2 separate regions of the Homo sapiens genome follow, and region 2 is linked to region 1. A link is a loop called in an ENCODE intact Hi-C map of the cell type or tissue named here. Cell type or tissue: psoas muscle. All regions are shown on one strand. Links, peaks and the distances in the headings refer to the core of each region. The heading gives the core; the rest is flanking DNA.

Evidence for each region. Peaks named below come from ENCODE experiments on the same cell type or tissue, not always from the same donor. Only the 100,000 strongest peaks of a DNase experiment are listed, where the experiment ranks them.
Region 2: it touches region 1 in a loop (4-fold over the local background); 6 of 110 quality-filtered maps call a loop at or near these places.

What each region holds. Positions count from the first base shown.
Region 1 is chr2:20,433,159-20,442,112 of GRCh38, reverse strand. No RefSeq gene overlaps it. Among named protein-coding and RNA genes, the nearest start is that of RHOB, 9.4 kb to the left of the region's middle. In psoas muscle, for the core only: no CTCF peak of the experiment used is centred there; a DNase peak (open chromatin) is centred at 3,601; H3K27ac peaks cover 465 bases.
Region 2 is chr2:20,958,127-20,968,626 of GRCh38, reverse strand. No RefSeq gene overlaps it. Among named protein-coding and RNA genes, the nearest start is that of APOB, 81 kb to the left of the region's middle. RefSeq lists an enhancer at 5,524-5,573. In psoas muscle, for the core only: a CTCF peak has its summit at 5,465 (motif pointing right); DNase peaks (open chromatin) are centred at 5,476 and 6,536.

The sequences.
Region 1 (8,954 bases), core at 2,613-5,112:
CCCATTTGGAGTCCATTCACTCAGGAGTTAATGTGGCTGCGGGCCACTCAAGCTGTTTTCTGGGTGGGGTCTCCAGCTAGGAGCAACAGCAGATAAAATATCCTTCTCTTCCCCTCAGTGTGTCCCAGAGCTAAGAAGGAGAAGGCTGTGCTCAAAAGAGAACCACCATAGCTAGACTATTAAACTTAAGCACATGGGCATTGAACTCTGATCAAACCCCCCACTTGTCCAGCCCAGAGCAAGGCCGAGGGGAACAGGCAATGGGCAGTAGGACCGCTCCTGATCGCTCTAAAACTACAGTCAATACAGTAGCCAGTAACCACATGTGGCTATTAAGTACTTGAAATGTCACTAATGCCACTGAAGAACTAGGCTTTTAATATCATTTCATTTTAATTACATTTAAAAACTGTTATTTGATTCAATTTGATGGAAACTTTTAGGTATGTTTGAAACAACTTGGGTATGTAAATCTGCTTTTTCAACTGAAAATTTTATGAAATCTAAATGCAGATTCTTTTTGATAAAAATTTAGTGTCCACATTGAGATGTGCTCTAACTATAAGCTAAACACTAGAATTTAAAGACTTAGATTGAAAAACATGTACAATAGTTTATTTTTATGTTTATATTAATAACATGTTGAGGTGGTAATACTTTGGATATAGTGGATTTTTTTAAATGTATGAGATTTAATATGTTGAACATATTATTCAAATTAATTTCATCTTTTTAGATTTTATTTTTTTTTCTTGAGACAGAGTCTCATTCTGCCACCCAGGCTGGAGAGCAATGGTGTAATCTCAACTCACTGCAGCTTCCGCCTCTCAGGTTCAAGTGATTCTCATGCCTCAGCCTCCCGAGTAGCTGGGATTACAGGCATGTGTCACCACGCCTGGCTAATTTTTGTATTTTTAATAGAGACAAGGTTTTGCCGTGGTGGCCAGGCTGATCTCGAACTCCTGACCCTAGGTGATCTGCCCACCTCTGCCTCCCACAGCACTGGGATTACAGGTATGAGCCACCACACTCAGCCATCTTTTTAGCTTTTTAATGTGTCAACTAGAAAACTTAAAATTACGCATTTGAGTCACATTGTATTTCTATTGGACAGCACTGGGCTAAAATGTCTACAAGTTCAGATGGCTCCCTGGCTCCTCCTTCAGCCACCATCCTCCCAAGGGAGAGTCAGTGCTGACATGAGTCCCCTAAAATTCGTTCATCTTTCTGCTGGTAAGACTTCTTTTCATTTGTCCTAAGCTCATCACTGGGTTTCAGAGAGGTTCAGATACAGATGAACACTGAGGTTTGGAGCAATTTGGAGACTGCCCTCTTGCATTGACTGATTGCTTTCTATACCTGCCACCTCTGTCCTTTTCAGCTCCTCCCCTATAGCAACTCCCTCCCCAAAGCTCTCCAACTCATCCCCAACACCAGACAGCATTTTCTTGAACAGGAGAAGCTGCTTGGGCCTTTTTGCATGGTGACCTATTTTCCTTTCCAAAAAAGAGAATCAAAATCTAGTCCTTGTTCAATTTTGGTAGAAAAGTGGTGGGTGTGGATTGTTTTCAGGAAGTCTTCTATGAGCCTCAATCCTCTCAATTCAAGTCAGTAAACAAAGATGGAGGGGACAGAGTAGACAAGGGGAGCTGAAGGAGGGAAAGGTGAGGAGGCAAGTAGGCCCACACACCGCACACCCCACGCTATGCTACATGATGTTAAAAATATGTAAATGAATAGTGGAGTTGGCTTCCCACTGGACGCAACATTTGAACAGTGCCTTGAATAACAAGTAGGATTTTTCCAGAAAGAAAAGCTTTGCTGGGTGCAGTGGCTCATGCCTGTAATTCCAGCGCTTTGGGAGGCAAAGGTGGGAGGACTGCTTGAGCCCAGGAGTTTGAGACCAGCCTGGGCAACATAGGCAGACTTCATCTGTATAAATAAATAAATAAATAAATAAATAAATAAATTAGCTGGGCATGGTGGCATGCACCTGTGGTCCCAGCTACTTGAGAGGCTAAGGTGGGAGGATCACTTGAGCCCAGGAGGTTGAGGCTGCAACGAGTCATGATCACGCCACCACACTCCAGCCTGAGCTACAGAGTGAGGTCTTGTCTCAAAAAAAAAAAAAAAAAATTCAAAATGAAAGACAAGCCCATTTGTACCATCTGAAACATTTACTGTGTGGATTTTATATGGAGAAAGATTCTGCTTGTGTGGTTTGATAGAAAGGAGAAGCTGTGATGGGTAGAAGTAGAAAAATGATGCTCCTTGCCCATGCATGAGGTTTGCCTGATGACAGCAAAGTGTGAGGTTCCTCCAACCCTGAGAATTGGGAGGACAGAAAGGAAAGAGGAAGGTTGCAACAACTTCCCATTGGGTAAGTGCTGTCGCTACAAAATCCACCCCTGCAAATGCTTGCCAGTTTAGTGGCGTATGCTGAAATTGCACTTTTATTAATTTAACGAAAGCTACAAGAAAGTGGTGTGGAGATGCAGTGAGCAGAAGGGAGGGAGTCTTGTGCCAGGGAGCTGGAGACTTGCTTTTTAGCCCTGGCATGTCCTAGCTTCACGACCTTGAGCAAACCGTCCTTTCTAGGTCTCAGTTTCCCCATTTGTAAAATGAGAGGTAAAACTCAGGGGTCCTGCAGGTAACAACTGTGTGTGAGACATCAAGTAGTGGCAGCATTTGTGAAGAACTGGAGAACATGTCATAATGCAGCTATAGAAGCTCAGAATTTAAAAATCAACTACTGTGTTGTTCAAACAATACACAGGCGGCCAGGCACTGTGACTCATTACTGTAATCCCAGCACTTTGAGAGACCGAGGTGAGAGGATCACTTGAGCCCAAGAGTTCGGGATCGATTCTGGGCAACATAGCCAGACCCTGTCTCTATTTCTTTAAACAAGATATAAGAAGAAAGAGAGAGAGAAAGAAAAAGAGAGAAAATGCATGGGCAGCGCAGGCTAGATTTGGCCAACAGAACCAGTCCATAGCTCCTGAACTAGATGAATTTCATTTTCATTTTGAACAGATCAAGGGGGATCTCACCTGCTGAAAATAATACTGTCAGTCCTTTCATAAAGTGAAAAAAATCCCTTTAATAAAGCAAACACATTCTTTTGTTTAGTTTTATTATTCAAGACCATCTTTTATTTTAGTTGCTTAAACTGAGGTCCAAAGAATGAAATATTTCAAAGAATGGAACCTAGAGGAATGTGGTCTTAAGTAAGAAGTTGTTATTCCAGCTGAGGGGGGTTACCACACAGAGGGGCGGAAAATCTTACCCCCAATGCCTATCCAGAGGGGAACAGAACATCCAGTTTTTTCTCCTCCCTTTTTTTAGCCTTGAAAGCAAATGATCTAATCAAAGTATATTTACACAGGGATGATTCACTTGTGTTCTCTTATGATGTCAGAATATTGCAATAGGGAGGAGTTTAATTCACAATTGATTTCCACACTCCAGTGCGTTACTACTGAAGATGTGTCTGTAGCTGTTTATAGCATGAGACAGAACCTATATTAGGAGCCACTGCCCAAGACCAGGAAATAGGGGAGCAGAGGACGCATTGGTGGGAGGACCCTGTGCTTCTGCTCCAGCCGGGCTGCTCAGCACAACGTGGCACAGCAAGGGCAACTCTCCTTCCTCAGGGTCCTCAACTGGAAAGGAGAGGACAGAAAATCTCTTTCGTTGACAGCTCTTTGATAGACCTGCTTTATTTGTGGACTGTGGGGTCATGTGATTTCTGCTCAGCTTCATCACAGTGTATGTTTAAGAAAGCAGTTGATGCATTTTTAAAATTTGTATAACTTTAAGGGGTACAGATGCAGTTTTGTTACATGGATATATTGTGTGTGTAGTGGGGAGGTCTGGGCTTTTGGTGTAACCATCACCTGAATAATGTACATTGTGCCCATCAAGCAATTTTTTATCCCTCACCCGCTCCCACCCTTCCAAGTCTCCAATGTCTATTATTCCACAGTCTATGTCTATATGTACACATTATTTACCTCCCATTTATAAGTGGCAACATGCAGTACTTGGCTTTTTGAGTTGTTTCACTTAAAATAATGGCCTCTAGTTCTATGTATGTTGCTTCAAAATACATGTTTTATTTTTTTTTTCATTTTAATGGGTGAGTTGTATTCCATTGTGTATGTACACCACCTTTTCTTTATCCCACCATCCACTGATGACACTTAGGTTGATTCCACATCTTTGCTATTGTGAACAATGCTGTGATAAACTTAAGAGTGCAGGTAACTTGCCTTTGGGTAGATACCCAGTGGCGAGATTGCTGGATCGAATGGTCTTATAGCTTGGAAATCTCAACGACATGCCTAGAAAGTTCGCTCATTCATTTATTCATTCCACTAATGCCTGGTAGGTGCCTTCTCTATAGCAGGGACAGGCTATGCTTCTGTAAAGCATGGGACAGGCTGCCATGCTTTAAGGAGCTTAGGGACTGTGTATAGTTGGCATCTCACAGCTATTGAATGTCCTAAGCCTAAATAAGGTAGAGACAGGGCTTGAACCTGGCAAATACGAGGTGGGTGATGATAGTTGCTGCTCTGATTCAAGCACTCATTCTGCAAACACAGTCTGGGTCAGGAATGGGATACTGGAATAAATTAGGTACAGACCCTGCTCTCAGAAGAGCTCCAGTCCATAAATATGGAGCTCCAGTCCATAAATAGAAGCACAATACTCAACAATTAAACTATTTCAACTGAGTGTGGCAAGTATTGTAATGAGTACGCACTGGGAAGGGGCTTAAGGAGGTCAGTGAAGGCTTGTACTATGTGGTACATTGCACATTCGTGGCCCTCTATGAGCTGCACCCCCCAGTGTTCATCTCCTGGCATAGTTCTTTCCCGTGATGATCTTCAGCTTGGCCATGTAACTAGCTTAGCCAATGGAACATCAGCATTCATTGCATGGATATGCAAGCTGAAGCTTGATAAGTACTTGCACATTGGGGCTTGCTCTTTTGAAATGCTTCTTCCTGGAGAATACCCACCATGGTTTCAGGAGACTCAATTAGCCATGTGAAGAAACCCATATTGAGGAGAATTGGGCCCCTGACTCATAGCCTCAGCTAAGCTATCAGCAGGTGGCCAGCACCAACTACCACCAACTCTGGGGCCATTTGAACCCTCCACCCTAAAACCGCAGCCAACCCCATGGGAAGAAGAACTGCCTGAATCAACCTACAGAATCATAAGAAATAATGAACTGTTGCTGTCTTAACCACTATGTTTTGGGATCGCTTGTTCCACAGCAATGGATAACCAAAGCAAGCTGAGTTCCTGACGGCTGCATGGAAGTTAGCCATCCAAGAGAAGAGAGGGCATTCTAGATATGGAGGTATGCGTATCCAGGTACTAGGCAGCTCAGTACGGTGGGAATGTGGGGTATAAGGTGGCAGTTACTGGAAATGGGGAGGCTCACCTGAAGGTAAATCTGGAGTCTGCAAGACCACCCCTCATTTTGCAGATTTGCTAAAAGGATGCATAGAACTCAGCATGTAGGTGTACTCACAGCTATGATTTATTACAACAAAAGGATCAAAGCAAAAGCAGCAAAGGGAAAGGCACACAGATGAAGTCTGGGGAAAGTCAAGTGCAAGCGAAATTGTTCTTCTCGAGAATCCTGAGTTCTTTCCCAGTGGCATCACACAGGACATGCTAATTACCCCAGCAATGAGTTGTGACAACCCATGTAGAACATTGCCAACCAACAGGAATCGATGCCTAGGATTTTTCTTGGGTGGCTGTGCTGATTAATTTTTTTTTTTTTTTTTTTTTTTTGAGACAGTGTCTCGCTGTGTTCCCTAGGCTGAAGTGCAATGGCGCGATCTCGGGACACTGCAACCTCTGCCTCCCAGGTTCAAGCAATTCTCCTGCCTCTGCCTCCCAAGTAGCTGGGATTACAGGCACCCGCCATCACAGCCGGCTAATTTTTTGTATTTTCAGTAGAGACGGGGTTTCACCATGTTGGCCAGGCTGGTCTCGAACTCCTGACCTCAGGTGATCCACCCACCTCAGCCTCCCAAAGTGATGGGACTACAGGTGTGAGCCACTGTGCCCGGCACTGCTGGTTAATTTTTATGTCAACTTTGTTAGGCTATGGTACCCAGTTATTTAATCAAACACCAGACTAGATATTGCTATGAAAGTGTTTTTTAGATTTGATTAACATTTAAATTACTCAAATACTTTGAGTAAAGAAGATTATGCTCTATAATGAGGGTGGGCTTCTTCTAATTAGTTGAAGGTCTTGAGAGTAAAGACTCAGGTTTCCCTAATAAGAAGGGGGTATTCTTCCCAAAACTGCTACATAGACACCCTGCCTGAGCTTCCAGCTGCAGAATTTGGGCTCAAGGCTGCAACAACAGCTCGGAATTTCCAGCTTGCCAATCTGCCCTACGGGTTCTGAACTTGCCAGCTCCCACAATCATGAACCAATTCCTTAAAATAAACCTCTCTCGGCCAGTCACGGTGGCTCACGCCTGTAATCCCAGCACCTTGGGAGGTCGAGGCGGGTGGATCACAAGGTGAGGAGATCGAGACCATCCTGGCCAACATGGTGAAACACTGTCTCTACTAAAAATACAAAAATTAGCTGGACATTGTGGTGCGTGCCTGTAATCCCAGCTACTAGGGGGGCTGAGGCAGGAGAATCGCTTGAACCAGGGAGTCGGAGGTTGCAGTGAGCCAAGACTGTGCCACTGTACTCCAGCCTGGTGACAGAGCAAAACTCTGTCTCAAAAAAAAAATTTTTTTTTAAAAACCTCTCTCTCTCTCTCTTTCTCTCTCTCTCTGGTGTGGAGAACCCTGACTAATTCAGGGGTGGTCAAATAGGTACCTTCTGCCTGGCATGTACCCAAATTCCAGACTTTCAGAAGGAAGGCAGGTGTTCAGCATAAACCATATTGTTTAGACAAACAATTTAGGCACAGCGAGCCACTCTTGTCGGTTCCTGGTGAGAACTGTTCCAAACTCCAGGCAAGAACCAACGTGCTTCTTATGAAGCAGGGCTTCCTAAGAACAGGCAGTGAGGCCTACCATGTTTACTCTTTTCTGTAGAGAAGGTAAACAATTTAAATTGAGGGAAAAGGGAGTCAGTGAGTTTTTTTATGTAAATATGTTCCTCCACTGAAGGTTTTAAGAAGGAGGTGACATGTTTTGTTCCATGAGGTGGCAGCTGTGTTGGGGATGGCTCACAGAGGGACGAAGGAGGGAAGCAGGCTTCAGATTAGGAGGCCTAGGCCAGGCATGATGCCTCACATCTGTAATCCCAGCACTTTGGGAGACCAAGATGGGAGGTTTACTTGAACCCAGGAGTTCGACACCAGCCTGGGCAACATAGGGAGACCCTGCTTCTACCAAAAAATAAAAAATTTTAATTAGCCAGGCATGTGCTTGTAGTCTCAGCTACTCAGGCGGCTGAAGTGGGAGGATCACTTGAGCCTGGGAGGTCGAGGCTGCAGTGAGCCATGAACGAGCCACTGCATTCTAGCCTGGGTGACAAAGTGAGACCCTGTCTCAAAAACAAACAAAAAAAAGAGTGGCCTCTCTGGCTATCAGGCAGAGCAAAGGTGGAGAGGTGAAGATAGATTTGAGAAAACAGCAGGACTCTTGGTAGAAATGTCCCCACCTCCCGAGCAGTCACCTCCTCTCCCATTCAGTGGGAGCCTGGGAGCCTCAGAGAAAGTTGTATGTGTGTTATGTGTGTTGTCTGTGCTGTGTGTGTGTTGTGTGTATCTTTTGTGTGTGTGGTGTGTTGTGTGTGTGGTACATGTATTTGTGTGAGTGTGAGTGTTGGGCTATCTCGAATTTCACTCTCCTCTCCTGGGTTATCAGGTGAGAGATGAGACGGGCACCTGCCATGGCTGACAGACAGGAGGCACGGGGAGGGCTGCATCTGTATCCATGGTGGAGGTCAGTCAACCACCTGGAGACCTGAAGCCCCCACAGGCCAGGCCCTTGTCCCCCTCCTCCCTCCCATCACAGTCCACATAGGGTTTGTCCTCTCTGGGACCTCAGGGGTACACCTAGAGCTTCATAGCTGAAGGGATTTGGTGGAACATTAGGCTTTCATTATTCAAAGTGATGGTCCTGGACCAGCAACACTGGCATTTCTTGGAAGCTTTGTAGAAAAGCAGAATCCAGGCCCCAGCCCAGTCCAGGCCCTACAAGATCAGAATCTGGGTTTTAACAAGATCTCCAGGTGATTCATCTGAACATTAAAGTTTAAGAAACACCACCCTCTGCGTGTCCTGCTGCACTGGTGATGATGTGGCTGTGGTGGTTAAATCAAGCACTGGGTACCATGAAGGCAGACTGCAGCCTCCTGTTTAACTTTTGGCTGATGCTCTTGGAATTATAATAAATTATACTATAAAATAAATAAATAATATTTAAATACTACTAGTAGTACTAATGATGATGATTCTAATAGGAATAATGAGTAACAATTTGGGGACTTCATGTGTTAGCTCCTATTAAGGTCTCGATGCACGCAGTATCTCATCTAACTTCATAACATAACTTCATCTGACTTCTGTCACTAGTGACAGAATGTGTTCATAATGAGCGCCTTTTTCAGCAGCCGCCTCCCCCTTGTGCCTCTTCCGGGTGGATTCCAAGTTGGCCTGCCGACCCTCGCCCTTTCTTGTTGCCCTTAGTGGAGAGGAGACTTGAAAGGGGACTAAAGTCTAAATTGATGCACATTTTTTTTAAAGGGCCTGGAGCTTGTCCCAGAAGCAAGCACCTGGTCCAGAAGGCCAGGAAGGAGTCAAGAGAGAAGTGGAGGGAGAGGAGGGAGCCAGCCCAGCACAGAGATGCAGAAAAGAGAGGAGGAAGATTTGGGGGAGAGGCTGCCTTGACAACCAAGCTCTGGAATGGGCTGGGCAAGGAGAATGTTCAGGGAATTTTGTGTTCTGC
Region 2 (10,500 bases), core at 4,347-6,846, 520 kb before region 1:
CAGGTGGACCTCTTAGGTTGGAGCTGGATGAGGAAGGCAGCAGACCCTGAGTCAGACAGGGAGGACAACCAGGAAAAGAGAGGTAAAAATTGCAAGCTTTGCCAACTGCTGGCCTCGGCCACCAAAGCGAGCTAGGCAAGCAGTGGCCAGGCTAAGGGACACTGCCTTGGAAACCGAAGCTCACCAATGCCTCATGTTCCTCCCTCCTCACACACCAAAATGCCATGTGGGGTAAGATAAAGGGCAAGGGAGGAGGGCTGAAGGACAGGGCATTTAGCTAAAGAAAGTCTTCAATAAAGGAATCAATTTGGAATTATTGAACTGAACCAAACTTTAGTTTTGTTTTGCCCCATTACCCAGTGAGTAGGAGTTCATGTGGAATATCAGATCAGTTTTAGGAAAATAAAGAAAGAACCATGCCTTTTTTCAGTGTGGTTAGCATGGATAAACTTATTGTTGCATGACACATTAGTCAAATGTCCAATCCAGTGCTGTTTAGCAAAAAACAATTTTTTTTTTTTTGAGACACGATCTCGCTCTGACACCCAGGCTGGAGTGCAGTGGCGTGATCTCGGCTCACTGCAACCTCTGCCTCACAGGTTCAAGCGACTCTCATATCTCATCCTCCCAAGTAGCTGGGACTACAGGCACAAGCCACCATGCCCGGCTAAATTTTGTATTTTTAGTAGAGATGGGATTTCACCATGTTGGCCAGACTGGTCTTGAACTCCTGACTTCAGGTGATCCACACAACTCAGCCTCCCAAAGTGCTTGGATTACAGGTGTGAGCCACCGCACCTGGCCAACAAACAATTTTTGAGTGCCGCCTGTCACATGTTCTGTGTTCGCTGAGGAATTAATGGGCTTCCCATCATTTAGCAGGAGCCCATCATTCAGAAGCATGAAAGACACCCACCTTGGTATTAGAGTGTTGTTCAGGACAGTCCAGGGAGGAGTGCCAGGCTATGGGGCACACCTGTGGCTGAGTGTCCCTGCACCCCAAAGCTCTCTGAAAGGGGCAATGCACATGAAAAACTTCACGTCCCCAAAATATGAGGTTCAAGTGGAAAAAATTGTCACCATGAGCCTGTATCACTTTTTAAATAAGAAACACAAATACACAAAATGATAGAGCCACAGATTCCAAGAGTGATGAAACTGGAAGAGATTTTGGCACTTTCTGCTCTTGTCCCTCATTTAACTGACGGGCGCACTGAAGCACAGCAAAGAAACCTGATGCCTTCTTGTTCACACAACAAACCACAGGTGGAGCTGGGACTTGAAACAGCGCACCGCTCCTCAGCAATGGGCAGAAATAAGTCAATTTTAAGGAGATACTGCAAAACTAACTGAAGCACACAGATGTTAAGGAGATAAACTTTAAATAGAAGAACCTCTTTTTGGTTCTCTGGGGCTGGGACTAAGTTGAAGACACATGGTCTAGGAAGATGTGATCAGAGGGGCTGAGCACCCCGCTGCCACTCAGAATTATGGGACCATTCACAGAGGCGTTCTGCTCCCAAAGAGGCAGAAGTGCCTTCTGTGCCCTCATGGCTCTTTCCCCAGCAGCATTAGCCTGGCTGGATTCACTGGAGGAGGGCAGGGTATAAATGGAACTAATACTTGGAATGCTAGCTCCCTTAAGCTGCAAACTATAAAATGTGTACTACCTAATTATTTTGACTTAGGACTTTTTGTTCTTATTCTGCTGAGATACCTTCTCTGTTCATAATGTGGGACCAACCTGCAGTTACATGTCAACAGGTACAATCTTGCAAAGAATCAAAAAACCAGAGCCCTGGTTGCTTCCTTGACTCTAATACTAACTTGCTCTAGAACCTTTGCAGTGTTCTTTAACCTACCTGGATCTTTCTTTCTAGGCAATGAAGGTATTAAACCTCACACTCTCCACTAGACTTCCAGCTCTGCAAACCTGGGCTTTGATGAATGATGCAAGAGCTGGCATCCCACCTACCCTGTCTTAACTGTAGAGACAGCAGACAGGACAACAAAACCAGCTGCCCCCACTCTTGGACTTAATTCTTTGGCCTTCAGGAAATCTTGGCTCTCGCTTCTCTCCTCAATGTCATTCATAGCCCTTCAGTGTTGGCCTTGTGGGCTGGGAGCGGTAAGGAATGGTAAGCCAGGAAGACTTGAGAACATTTTCCCTGGCGGTCAGGAAAGCACATCAAAAAGGACGCTGTTTTCCTTCTTTTCTTTCCTCTGTGCTTCCTTAAAACTGAAGTGAATGACATCACAACAACACAAAGTTGCCAAGACATACTCTACAAAAATGTCCTCACATGGTTACATTTTCTGCAAATTACAGCATTTGGAGTATAAATCAGAGTAATTGTTTAAATCAGAGTGACTGTTGAAACAGATTTCCAGTGATCAAATCAAAAACGCAATCATTCTTGCGGTTCCTCCGGTGCTTGGAGCCCCACGTACTTCTGAAACTGTCGGTTGTCAGTTACAAGGAGTGTTTACATTAACATACTGCCCGAACAGAGAAAATATATATTTTAAGAAGAAAATGTGAATCCAGGGTTACAAGAATGTTTCTGAAACAGCTAAGTCATCTTGTTTCAAGTAAAACCAGATGTTTGCATCAAGAGAAAGCCAATCATTTCTTTTAATTATGCTCAATGGCCAGGCCACCAAGAATACCCACATGTGTACACATAAGCCGGTGGAAATCAAAGGCTTTGTGACAGAGAAAGCAATCAGCAACTTCCAGACCACCAAATGGCATCCCAGCACCAGCTCTGGGCACTGTTTGAGCTCCTTCTCTAGGAGAGCACTCGGTGAGATGAGACTTGCTTCCCCCAGCGCCAACATCTCATGTCCCACCTCTGTCCCTAAAGAGTCCAGCACAAGGCCAGGGGTGAATTCCCTAGTCAAGATTCAAGATTCAGGGTGAGGGTCAACAGAAAAGGAACCTGGACAGTTAAGCTGTCTTCTTAAATGCCTTCCCAGGCCACTTCTCTATCAGGAAAGCCTCAGAAATATCTTAATGCTGAAAGAGGTGCAGTGGGGGCTCATGCTCTAGCCTGCATACCCAGATGGTAGAGGAGCCTGAGTTCATGGGAAACTTACCTGCTAGCTTGGCCTACACTCTGAAGCACTGTGGGGGTTTGATGGCACTGGTGGGAAGTCACACTCCGGCAGGTGGGCAGAGGGGATGGCGTTGGGGATGTCCACTTCCCTCTGATGGCTGCTGGGCTCAAGTCAGGGAAAAAGCCCACTTTCCAGTGTGGAGACTCCAAGCACAGTCATCATTGCCTGCTACGGTCTTCACTGGTGGAGCACAGAGACTTGGCACTAGAAAGACTCCGTTGTCAAAACGTTCCCTGTGAAAAGAAGAGAGTGGCCATGGCCCCAAAGCTTCCTCCCTGTACAACCACAGTGCCTGAGCTTTCCCTAGGTGGTAGTTTTGAATATTTGTTCCAAAAATCACTGCAGAATTATACTGCAGTGTTTCTCCTAATAGTAGTGCAAAAACTTAACACACACTTTGAGTCTGTTCCCCGAACCACGTTGTTTAAGCACGAGCTTCACAGTTTTTACTATCTACTATTATTGGTTTTAAGTTAAAATGCCTTCTTTTCTTGTCTTTTCTATTTTGTTTTGTATTATTTTTACTTAGATTATTTAGTCTTTTCCTAAGAAAAATTATTCATGAAATCACAGGTAAGGTATGCTAATTGTATATATTTGTAATATGTGTTAAATACATAAGCATTAAAATAAAAATATTTATCTATGTTTTGGCTAAAATCATTTCACAAAACACTATCAGTACTTGTCCATGGTTTTGGGAAATGCCACTTGAAGATATTTTGTAGAATTATAGCATTTCTTTCAAACCTTTCATCAGATTCCTTTAAATGACACAGCAATAAGCGATTTTCAAGGCAGTAACACTGATCCATGGCTCTGGGAGCACTGGAGCCAGCTCTCAGCATATTGATTGGCATCGGGGGGGAAGTAAGCCCCTGCTTTGTTCTGCCTCATTATAAACAGTGGCCATTTCCTATCAAGAGAATAAGGGAGGGACATCTTCTCCAGGATGCATTGTGAGGGTTGTAGACAAGTACTCAGATATGCATGTAATGTTTCCTCCCTGTCTTCATTTGTGCCCCCAAATTTCCATGATTATTTCTGTTTTTCTCAAAATGGTTCCAGCATAGGAAGTTTTCAAGGAAAGTGAATCCTGTATCATTATTAAACTAAGAGCTCTGCTTTGAACTTAGCCCAGAAGTCAGACCCACGTCTGTGGAGCAGGCATTTGCTAATCACTTCTTGGCTGCGGTTGACTGGTAATGTCCTCAAAACCAAACCATCATGGGGATTCTTGAAGTCAGAAGGGAAGCAAGTTGTTTAAAAATAAAACACTCCCTACTTTGGGCCCCCAACTCTATAAGATAGCAGCTTAACAGTCTAAATGATTGTTTTGAAATGTGCTTTGACTCCAGTTTTGCTAAATGTTTACTTGGGTCTTTCAACCTCATTGATTAAATATCCTGACTTGATTCCAGGCCAACCAATCCTACCATGTAACAGTGGAGTTCCCTTGCCCGATGTGCTTCATGCATGGTGCACTGTACACTGTTACTTCATAGCTCGGAAACTTCATCTGAAGGGCCATTTCTGAGACTCTACTCATTCATTCATCCATTCAACCTTTTAACACACAATTATTAAGCACCTATTAAATGCAATGGTCCAAGATAATTTGCTATGGGAGATTTGAAGATGCATTGACCATGAATATGAAACCTCTAACCTTGGAGAGACTTCAGGTCCATATTTCTGCAGACAATTGACCTTTATCAATCCCAGGACAATGCTAAGGGACATTCAGTCCCCCTTTGATTTACTAGAAATAAATCTCAGAACAATGCAACATGCTCTTTAAGTAAGAGTTTTTTTTTTTTTTTTAAATCACTTATCTTGCCTCTTGCAAGAGGTTGAGTCAAATGCTGAAGGGAATTTAACTAGAGTCTTAATTGGAAATGCAAAGAGTTGCTGATACCATCAAAAAAGGAAGAAGCTGAGGGAAGTGACAAGACAAGCTCTTCTTTCTAAACATCTGGTCCCACTCTCTCAACAGCTTCATAAAACACTGTTCAGAGCCGGCAGATGCATCAAGAGTACCTGGCATACAGCTACGTACCCTGAAGCAGGTGGACCTCATCAAACTTTGGCTACAAAGTAGTTCCCTATTAGCTTGCCCTTTGATTTACATTCTCGCATGAGAGTATCTCCAGGCAACGCATTTGAACAGCAGAGGCCTTTGCAGAAAACTCACAACACATGTGAGTTTTTTTTTAACATGTGGGATGCTACTCCACCTGGGGGTAAGGCTCACCTTTTGAGAACAAGAAGAGGGGAAAATCTGGACAGCCACAAGCCAGTCAACAAACCCAAATTGGATGCCGTGGCTGCAGTGAAGTATAGAGCTCACCACCAGAGGGCAGCAGTGCACACAGACACAATGTAACCTCCACATTGGAGGAGAAAACAGGTGGAAGAGGAATTAGCAATGTGCCCAAGGCTCACAGTAAGTACACACAGATGGAGGCTCAGAGCCCTGGCCTCTTACTCCCAGCCAGTCCTCCTCCACTTGCCCCCAAGGTCTCAGGAAGAGGTCATTGTGGATGGTTAGGCATCTTTATTTTACAATTGAAGTTGCCTGGTCAGACCTTAGCATCTCCTCCCAGGGAGCATGAGAGCCCTCAGCAATTCTGAGATGCTGGATGCTCTAACTTTTTTGACCTTGACCCATGGTAAGAAATACATTTAACGTTGCAAGCCACTTTTAGTATACTGTCTATCATGTGCAAAACAGCAGCACATTTTTACAAAGCAATACCCTTATTTCTCAATTCTGTCTCTTTTTTTTAATGCTAGACAGGTCTTCATCCACTACTCATATCACACTCTACTAATTGGTCACCAGTGCTGATTCAAAGGGTGGCATGGAGAGTGGCCCTTCAAAGAAAGTAGGCTGCCCCAGTCCTCTGCTCTGTTATCCCTGGATGCTACAGGCCCTGCAAGAGCTTAGGAGGGGTCTAGGGAGCTGAGCTCCTCCCATCTAAGAGGGAGAATCATGGCCCAGGGAAAGTACCATAGATAACCTTAACGGATAATTTAGCTTCATTTTGCCTATGTCATTCCTTCATTCATTCCCTCAGCAAACATTAACTCACCACTGAGAGTTTAGTCCTGTCCTTAGCCAGCCCCTGCCAGGAGGTGGTGACATGTGGTTTTAAACATCCACAGCCTTCTCCCGCAGCCTACAGGTCCCAAGACCTCTGTGGGTCCTGATCCTGAAGTTTGTGTGAAGGAGAAGATGGGAAGAGTGAATGGGGAACAATCTGAGGCAAGAGGACCAGAAGATGCTCATGGCTCAGGGGCTGGACCAGGCAGAAGCTGCAAGGGGAATTTTCTGACTAGAGGCTGGAATCTCAACACATGGGCTCAGAAACAGAGGCTCCATGACGCTTCCTCCTGCCGCCAACCCATGCACCTCCCGACTCAGAAGCAACCCCCCCGCCATGGGGCACAGCTCATAGATCTATTCTTAACGTCTTTCCTGAGACTCTGCCAAGTATTTCACTTGCTCAATTTCATTCCCTTGCTCCCTGCATGTTATTTTATGAAGAAACTCAAACGAGGAGACATCTATCAATTATCAACCCCCAAGTGATCCTAAAGCCCTGCTTAAATGCAAGGGCGAGATTTTAAATCTAATTCCCTGATGTCTGGGGTGAATTCCTGGTGAGGTCCCACAACTAAACAGAGAGCTTCCTGCCTCAATTCTGGAATTCATCTCTGCTAAGGGAAGAAAATGCATGACAATAAAAATCTGCCAAGCCCTAAAGCTAGGGCTCTGTCCTGAGGATGCTAGCTCAGCCCTCTAGCTTGGCACTGTTCTCTCATCTCCCATCTGCAACTGTAGCCCAGAAGACAAAAATGACTCAGAAGAGAACTGGTTCATTGCAAGTGATATTTATTGGGTGTCTACAGGTTGCAAAGCAGTGAATTTAGCATCAAGGAAAATAAGAAGATGAGTTATACCCAATTACTTCTTCAAGTTTTTCCACAGTTGGGTAGAGGAGGTAAGATAAGCCTTGGCTTGAGTAGCAGCCCTCTGAGAACCCATCCCTCTCTCACCCAGGGTACTGGGCCCTTTTTTGACCATGCTTCTTCCCTGAACCTGTTCTTCGCTTACCACATGAGATTGTATTTGTTGGCTCACCTGTCTGCTACTCAAGTAGAATGCCATTTCCTTATGAGCGGTTTGGAGTGATGCTCAGCTACTGGCTTCAAAAAAGAAGGAAGGGGCCGGGGCCCCAGGAATACAGGCACTTGAAGGTGAAAAAGGGAAGGGAATGAATTCATCCCTGTATTAGCTTGTTCTCGCATTGCTGTAAAGAACTACCTGAGACTGGGTGATTTATAAAGAAAAGAGCTTCAATTGATTCACAGTTCCTCAGGCTGCACAGGAAGCATGGCTGGGGAGGCCTCAGGAAACTTACAATCATGGCGTAAAGTGAAGGGGAAACAGGCACATCTTACACAGCCAGAGAAGAAGCAAGAGAGATCGAGGTGCAAGGTGGCTACACACTTTTAAACAACCAGATCTTGTAAGAACTCACTCACTATCACAAGAACAGCAAGGGGGAAGTCTGCCCCCATGGCCCAATCACCTCGCACCAGGCCCCTTCTGCAACATTGAGAATTACAGTTCAATGTGAGATTTGGGTGGTGACACAGACAGTTCAATGTGAGATTTGGGTGGTGACACAGACAGTTCAATGTGAGATTTGGGTGGGGACACAGAGTTGAATTACATCAGTCCTAGAAAGGAATACAGCCTTGCCAACACCTTACTTTTAGCCCAGTGAAGCCCATGTCAAACTTCTACAGAACTGTAAGATCCATGTGTGTTTTTTGAAGCCAGCAAATTGTGGTGACTTGTTATAGCAGCGATGGGAAGCTAAGACAGATTTTGGTCATTTTCTTTGAAACAAGTACTCGTGATTCTCTTCTGTGCTTCAGGGGAGACATCACCAGGTGAGACAAAGGTGACCTTCTCTTGGAAAACCAAGGCCATAGGAAGAATTGTCTGGTTCTGTCCTAGCTGGGAAGGAATTGGAAGCTGGTTCTTTAAGGGACAAAGAGAAGAGGTCTGCCTCCAGGGAGTGGGATCCTGAGGCTGGAGGGTGGAAGGGGTCCCTATCCCATTTGCACACAGAGTTGGAGAGCAGTTGGACCTGCCAGAGGTGCCACGGAGATGTGGCTAGGAGCATCAGGGCTGAGCCTACCCTGGAAGTACCCCTTGCAGAGCTCGGCAGAGTAGGAACAAGGCTGACAGTGGAGCCAGCTGCCTTCTAATGAACCACATGGCCTGGGCAAGAAACCACAGCTGTGCACCATTCACATCTGCAGCTGTGGCCTCTTCCACACTTCTCCTGAATCACAAAGCCCTGAGGTTCTCATATGACAGTGAGGGACAGGGAGCCGCGAAAAGCAACAGATATTAGACATCAACTGTGGTAAAAAGAGTCCTTCTACTAGATTTAGTAGTGCTGTAGAAAAACAAAGAATTACTACCTTTTTGTAGGGGGATGGGGAATGTACACCTGATACATAGTGCCCTCTGATCATCACAGGTGTGAAGTCCTGGCTGAGCAGTGCCAAGCTGAGCCCAGGAGTGATGGTAGGTACAGGGGTGCTGTGCCTCCGGGGTGTCCGGAACCTGCAATGCTGCTGCTCATACCCACACTTGCCTTTCTCCAAACACCAGCCCAGGGCACATCATCGAAGACTCTGAATAAATAAAGCAGAGCAGAGAGTGGAACTCAGTTCTGACTCTGAGCCCTGATTGAGCTTCCGTCATTCTAGAGCTGTGCCTTCTCCAGGGTTGTAAGCAGCATCAGGGTGCCAGGGAGGCCTGTCGGTCAGCAGCCCTAGCTGGCCCTGCCCACATGCCCATCACACCAGGCCATTCTGCTGTTCTGGTGCCACTCTCACCCCTAGGGAAGCCCAGTGCGCGGTCCCCACCTCCTCTGCATGTTGGCTACCTTCTCAGGATGCTGTCTCATGGGTATGTGGGCATCCGCTGCTGCTCACAGAACCCTCGGACCATCCTCCTGCCCCACCCACTGCCAGAAATCTTTTTTTGGATTAAAGGAGAAGGAAGATGGGAAGTCCCTCTGTCTTCATGTTTCTTCCAAAATCTGTCTCCTTCTCTCTCATTTTCTTTCTCTCCTCAAACCTTCCAGACAACCAGCACTATCTTTTCAATAGTTTCAGACTCTTTGGGAATAAAATCCAGGAAGGAAAGTGTATCTTGCAGCAACTTTTGTTTTTAAGCTAACCACAAACACCCCCTGAGATAAGGATGCCCAGGGCCTCTAACTGCTTGAAAAAGGATGGGAAACTGGGAAAATACAGGGAAAGGTAAAAACACCAAATCATATGTTGAAAAAGTTACCCTGACACAATAAAAATAATAGCTGTAATTTCTGCACCCACTTTTTAAATAAATCTTTCTTGAGTGCCCTCTCTCTGCCAGCATCATAGGGTGCCCCAATGCAGTGTTCCTGCTCTGGCAGTCTTTCCTGCTAGGACCGGGAGCCAGACAGCACGCATAGCCAGACAGCACACATAAACAAGAAATAAGAAAACATCCCACCATGGAAAGGGAATAGAGGGCGCTCTGATGGACCAGAACTGGCCACTGCATTTAGAGGGGGCATCACACCCCTCTGGCGTTTAAGCTGAAACCTGAATGGGAGGAAGGACACATAGATAGACCCTGCGCTGAACACCTGTGATTGTCTTGCTCATGTATCCTCCCAGCCTACCTGCAGAATCTACATCCTTATCTCCATTTTGCAGATGACGAAACTAAGGTTCATAGAGATGAAGTTTCTTACCTTAGATAATACAGCTGACCACAAAAGAGCAAGAACCGGACCTGGGGTCTGTCTAGCTCTGAAGCCACAATCCCTTTGAAAATACTAGGAGGGGGAGGGGGATCAGTTGCATCCCTCTTGGAATTTTCCCAAATGTTCTAAACAGAAATTGTTTTTTTCCCACCAGGTGCTGACATTTCAATCTTTCCTCCCTAGTCCACTGGAAAAGGCAGCCGTCCCCCATGTGAGAGGATAAAGTTGTCCAACAGCCCCCGGCTGGGCCTGCTCTGGCTCTGGCTGGCCACCGGCCCACCCTCCGCAGCTCTGCCCTGTGGGCTGGCCGGGTGGGGAGAGAACTCCACAGGCCAGATGGGCTGAGCGGAGCCCAAGGTGGCTGGCTGTGGGTATTCAAGCCTATTTTTATTCACAAAAATCTGTTCTGGATTTTATTCCGCTTTGGGGCAAGGAGAGGTCAACTCTCTTCACCTTTGCTGTAAGATGAGAATACGGCAGGAAATGAAGTGACAGGGAAGCCAACTGGGAAGAGGGAGAAAGGGCAAATTACTGG